Linked DNA regions of Homo sapiens: region 2 is linked to region 1. Evidence: read pairs that join two places in POLR2A ChIA-PET (ENCODE). Cell type or tissue: PC-9. All regions are shown on one strand. Links, peaks and the distances in the headings refer to the core of each region. The heading gives the core; the rest is flanking DNA.

The links. Peaks named below come from ENCODE experiments on the same cell type or tissue, not always from the same donor. Only the 100,000 strongest peaks of a DNase experiment are listed, where the experiment ranks them.
Region 2: POLR2A ChIA-PET joins it to region 1 with 14 read pairs; 2 of 35 experiments call an interaction of 5 or more read pairs at or near these places.

Annotation. Positions count from the first base shown.
Region 1 is chr1:40,721,950-40,724,865 of GRCh38, forward strand. All of the region lies in intron 1 of NFYC (nuclear transcription factor Y subunit gamma), which reads left to right. Among named protein-coding and RNA genes, the nearest start is that of MIR30E, 31 kb to the right of the region's middle. In PC-9, for the core only: no CTCF peak of the experiment used is centred there; a DNase peak (open chromatin) is centred at 1,442; H3K27ac peaks cover 1,791 bases.
Region 2 is chr1:40,561,746-40,564,661 of GRCh38, forward strand. LOC105378673 (a long non-coding RNA gene) reads left to right here and starts at 1,444. Exons shown (of 3, transcript XR_947235.2): 1 at 1,444-1,914. In PC-9, for the core only: no CTCF peak of the experiment used is centred there; no DNase peak of the experiment used is centred there.

The sequences.
Region 1 (2,916 bases), core at 262-2,761:
CAGGAGGTCAGGAGATGGAGACCATCCTGGCTAACACGGTGAAACCCTGTCTCTACTAAAAATACAAAAAAGTTAGCCAGGCGTGGTGGTGGGCACCTGTGGTCCCAGCTACTTGGGAGGCTGAGGCAGGAGAATGGTGTGGACCCGGGAGGCGAAGCTTGCAGTGAGCCAAGATCATGCTACTGCATTCCAGCCTGGGTGACAGAGTGAGATTCCATCCCAAAAAATATATATAAATAAATAATTAATTTAAAAAAAGAATTTAAATGTTTTTGGATTAGTGTGGAGAGAAAACCTAGTATAGCTATTGATCATTGACACACCCAAGGATTTAAATTTGGAACGTTCCCATGTTCAGCTTGAATTCTTTGCTTTTTTGGAACTAGTACATTTGTTCCAAATTTAATAGTTTAAAGGGCTTAAAAATTATTTCATGTTTATAAAAGAGATAGGAGAACATCTTTCTCTATTTTAATATGTATTTCCATGCATCTGAAACTAGGCTTTTTAAAGAAATATGTCAAAAGCAAAGTAAGTCTAAATTATAGAGAAAAAGAAGCTAGTTGGTCTTTAGGCTCGGTACTGTATCTGGGACTCTTCAGACCAGTAGTTGGTGTCTTGTCTAGCTTCAGGCAGCCATGATGATATGATGCCATCTGGCATTTGTATGAAGCTTGCTATTTTTTGAGGCCTTCTAACATGTGTTTTACCATTTGTGTGTTTCAGCTGCTCTGTGGGATGTTGCTTTAGATGAATAGAGAAGTTTCTAAGAAGTTAAGAGATTTGCTCAAGATCACAGTTCGCCAGAGAGCTAAGAACCCCCAGGTCCAATACATTTTATTTATTTATGTATTTACCTCGTGCTTTAGTGCCCCCAACTGTTCGCAGCTGAGTATTCATAGGTGCTGCTAACCTGCCTAGAGACATGCAAAGGGGAAGGATAAAACAGAAAAGAAAAAAGAGTGACAGCTTAAACAGTGCAAAAAGTGGGAAAGAGCAAGTTATAATAAATCAAGACAGAATTTTAGAGCTTTTGCATTTTGACTCATCATTTATTGTATTGTGATCTTGAGCAAGTAATTTGATATTCAACCCTCAACCTTATCTGTAAAATTGGAATAATATTGGTAAATTTATCACTGAGCTAAGTAAGGGTCAATTGAGGATGATGTATGTGGCATGTATTTTATGAACTCTGAAGCCCGTAAGTTGGCATCTATGAAACATTCTTCAGAATCACACTTCTTCCCTCTGCTAGACACACAAACACAGGATACTGCCAGAAACTGGGCAAGAGGCTGTTTGTGAATCTCAGAAGGCACCCGGTAAGAAAATGATGCTTTGTTTTAGAATACAACTTAACTTAGGCTACAGGCACTCTTTCTGTCTCTAGCTCATGTCACAATTCCTTTTCGGGATTGAGGCCTGAAAAACCAGTTACTCACCATTCTTCCTACAAGGATTTATTTACTCGTTAGGCTGGAGGGTCAGAGAGACTAACAGATACTTCTGTGGGGCAGAGGGGGTCTGGCCCAGCTTACTTCTAATTGAGGATGAACAGGTGAGGGAGGCAGGGGAGCTAAGTAACAGTTGTGTGATCTAGGACCAGCTTCTCAACTTCTAGTGTCAGTTTCCCCATCAGTAAATCAGGGATAAATAAAACACCTAACAGTGCTTTAAAACAAGATCAGAATATTATCTGAAACTTTTTCTTTTCTTTTCTTTTTTTTTTGAGACAGGATCTTGCTCTGCTGTTCCTGCTCAGGCTGGAGTGCAGTGGCGCAATCATGGCTCACTGCAGGCTTGACCACCCAGGCTCAAGCAGTCCTCCCGCCTCAGCCTCGTGAGTAGCTGGGACTACAGGTGTGGGCCACTACACCTGGCTAGTTTTTTATTTTTTATTTTCTATTGAGATGGGGGTCTCACTATGTTGCCCAGGCTGATCTCGAGCTCTTGGGTTCAAGTGATCCTCCCGCCTTGGCCTCCCAGAGTGCTAGGATTAGAGGCATGAGCTACCATGCCTGGCTGAACCTTTTTCCTTAAAGGGCCAGATATTTTAGGCTTTGTGGCTGTATGATTTTTGTTGTAACTCTTCAACTCTACTGTTTAGCATGAACAGACAATATAAACTAATTAGGGGCTGGACATGGTGGCTCACGCCTGTAATCCCAGCGTTTTGGGAGGCCGAGGTGGGCAGATCACTTAAGGTCAGGAGTTCAAGACCAACCTGGTCAACATGGTGAAACCCGTCTCTTCAAAAATACAAAAATTAGCTGGGTGTGATGGCGGGTGCCTATAATCCCAGCTGCTTGGGAGGCTGAGGTGGGAGAATCGCTTGAACCCGGGAGGTGGAGGTTGCAGTGAGCCGAGATCGTGCCATTGTACTCCAGCCTGGATGACAGACTGAGGCTCCGTCTAAAAGTAAATGAATAAATAAATAAATAATTAGGGTTGATGTCTTCCAGTGAAACTGTTTCTAAAAACAGGCTGTAGGCCAGATGTGGCCTATGAGCTGTAGTTTTTAGACCCTTGCTTTAGAATACTTCACTAAATACTTGATCCTTTTTCTTCATCATACAAAATACTGATAGTGTTTTATTGCTGTTATATATGCAGAGATGGTTTAAGTTTGAGCATTGAAAGGATGAGTAAGAATGTGTGTGAAGTAAGATGTTACATATCGTTTTCTATTCCACAGAAAAAAGTTTTCAAATGTTCTGTTCATGCCTTCCCGTCACTTTCATTGTTTATACCAGTTGCTGTGCCTTCATTTTTCTCTAGTTGTGCTACAACTATATTATGATCTGGCCCCTGTTTCAAAGATTATATTGTACTAGATACCAAATAGAAAAGTATTTTTGTTTTTGAAGGAAAAGTGGCTCTTCTGCCAGTTTGAAAATGTGTCCTTGTGTACAG
Region 2 (2,916 bases), core at 225-2,724, 160 kb before region 1:
GTTGGTCAGGCTGGTCTCGAACTCCCGTCCTCAGGTGATCTGCTTGCCTCGGCCTCCCAAAGTGCTGGGATTACAGGCATGAGCCACCACGCCTGGCCTTATTTTTTTTCTTTTTGGTAAAGATGGAGTCTCCCTATATTGCCCAGGCTGGTCTTGAACTCCTGGGCTCAAATGATCTTCCCACTTGGGCCTCTCATGGTGTTGGGATTACAGGCGTCAGCCACCACACCCAGCAAAGAGATATTTAGATTTAGTGATGGAGCAGATGTGAGGGAGGAGGGAGAAAAAGAAATCAAGGATGACTCATATTTTTCTGACTTAAACATTTTGGTGGTTGGAGGTATGATTTCCTGAACTCAATTTCCTGATCATTTCCTAAACATGAAAGAAAAGCAGGAGATAAAGTTGGAATTTAGCATGTTAATTTAGATGCCTTTGAGACATCCAAGTAGGTGTTTGTTTCATTGGGTAGATATTTATTGATTACCTATTCTAAGTCAGGCACTGTGTTTCAAACTGGATATTCATCTGGCACGTACTTGGGTCTGTAACTGTCTGGCTTGAGGTCTCAGCTGCAAGTGTACATTTGAGTTGTCAGCATTCAAATGGCATTTGAAGCTATACGAATAGATGACATCACATAGGAGGAGTAAGTAGAGTAAGAAGAGGGCTTAGGTTCCAACCTGGGGAACCCCAACATTGATGAGTAAAGGAGATTGAGAGTGATCAGAGAGGTAAGAGAAAAACCAGGTTACTATGAGAGGAAACCAGGTTACTATGAGAGGAAAGAGTTTTGAGGAAGACTGTGTAGTCAACAGGGCCAAATAATGTCAAGAAATCAAGTATAAAAAGGATTGAAAACTTTCCATTGGATTTAGTGGCAAGGAAGTCATTAGTTATCTTAATGAAGATGAATTTCTGAAATTGGAATTGCTGGGTCAAAAGATGTTTAATAAATATTGCCAAATTGCTCCCCAAAAAAAGTTTATAACAATTGATACTCCTTCCAACGGCATATGAGGGTATCTGTTTCCTCATACCCTCACTAATGAATATTATAAGTCTTAATCTTTGCCCAATGGGTTGAGAGAAATAATGTCTCATTGTTATCTGAATGTACATTTCTTTTTCTTTTTTTTTTTTGAGATGGAGTATTGCTCTTGTCGCCCAGGCTGGAGTGCAATGGCGCGATCTTGGCTCACTGCAACCTCTGCCTCCCGCCTTCAAGCAATTCTCCTGCCTCAGCCTCCCGAGTAGCTGGGATTACAAGCATGTGCCACCATGCCCGGCTAATTTTGTATTTTTAGTAGAGGCGGGGTTTCTCCATGTTGATCAGGCTGGTCTCGAACTCCTGACCTCAGGTGATCCACCCGCCACGACCTCCCAAACTGCTGGGATTACAGGCATGAGCCACGGCGCCCAGCCTGAGTGTCCATTTCCTTGATGATTTGTGAGGCAGCATATGTTTTTGTCTGTTTATTGGCCATTTGTTTTTCTTCTAGGAATTATCAGGTCATTGTCCATTCGTCCATTTTTTAACCAGAGCATTTTATCTTTTTCTGACTGATGTTTAAGAGCTCTTCAGATTATTAAGGTTAGTGAGCCTCTGCATATGACACATGTATCTTTCTACATTTTTTAAATTGTTCTTTTAATTATTCTTATGGCTTGAGGCGAACTCTGAGGTTATCTACCGCCCCCAGTGTTGCCAGGTGGACCCTGTGTACCACATGCATTGCTGTAGATGCTTGCTCACCGAAGAGGAATTCCTGTTCATTGGTGTTTTAGGAACCTGTTACATTCAAGGATGTGGCCATGGACTTCACCAAAGAGGAATGGGGGCAACTAGACTATGCACAAAGGGCCTTTACAGAGAAGTGATGCTGGAGATCTATGGCAACCTGGTCATAGTGGGTGAGGACAACTACTCTTTGGAGAATTCTGTTTTCCTTGGTTGTAAAAAGCTGTGGACTCTTAAGTGTTTAACAAAGCTAGGGCTTGAGATTCAAATATCAGAATTTCCAAATCGTGACTGAAGAAATAAAATGCTTCTATCTAAGTAAAAACTCAAGTTTCAGGGCCAGATGTGGTGGCTCACTCCTGTAATCCCAGCACTTTAGGAGGCCAGGGCAGGAGGATTTCTTGAGCCTAGGAGCCTAGACCCTGTCTCTACAAAAAAATTAAAAATTAGCTGGGTGTGTTGGCACATACCTGTAGTCTCAGCTACTTGGGAGGCTGTGGTGGGAGGATTGCTTGAGCCCAGGAGTTTGAGGTTTCAGTAAGCTATAATTATGCCACTGCACTGGACCTGGGTGACAGAGCAAGACCCCCACCACCCCCTGAAAAAAAACCCTCCAAGTTTCTACATCCCTATTTGTTTTCTTTTCTTCTTTCTTTTTCTTTCCTTCCTTCCTTTCTTTCTCTCTTCTTTCTGTCCTTTCTTCCTTCTTTCCTGAAATAAATATCCTTGTACTTATATTTTTGAGTATTTGTTCCAGTATTTCTATAGGATAAATCTCTGGAAGAGGAATTGATGGATCAGAGATTTATATATCTACTATAAATTTGCCCCCTGAGAAGTTTGAATTAATTTCTATTCTTGTCATGGGAATCCCCGTTCTCCACACTCTCACAACTCCTAATCTTTTTATTCTTCACCTACCTGAAGAGTGGGGAAAATACTATCTCACTGTCTTTTGATTTGCCCCCTTTCTCTCCCAACTTGTTCTCCCTCTATCTTCTCTTTCTCACAATAAAGTGGAAACTGCATCCTTCAAGTTGCCTAGGCCAAAAACCTTGGAGCCACCCCATTTTTCTTTCTCTCTCACCACCAGATCAATCCGTCAGCAAATCTGTCAGCTCTACTATCAAAGTACATTCAGAATCCAACCACTCCTCACCACTTCCACTGTTGTT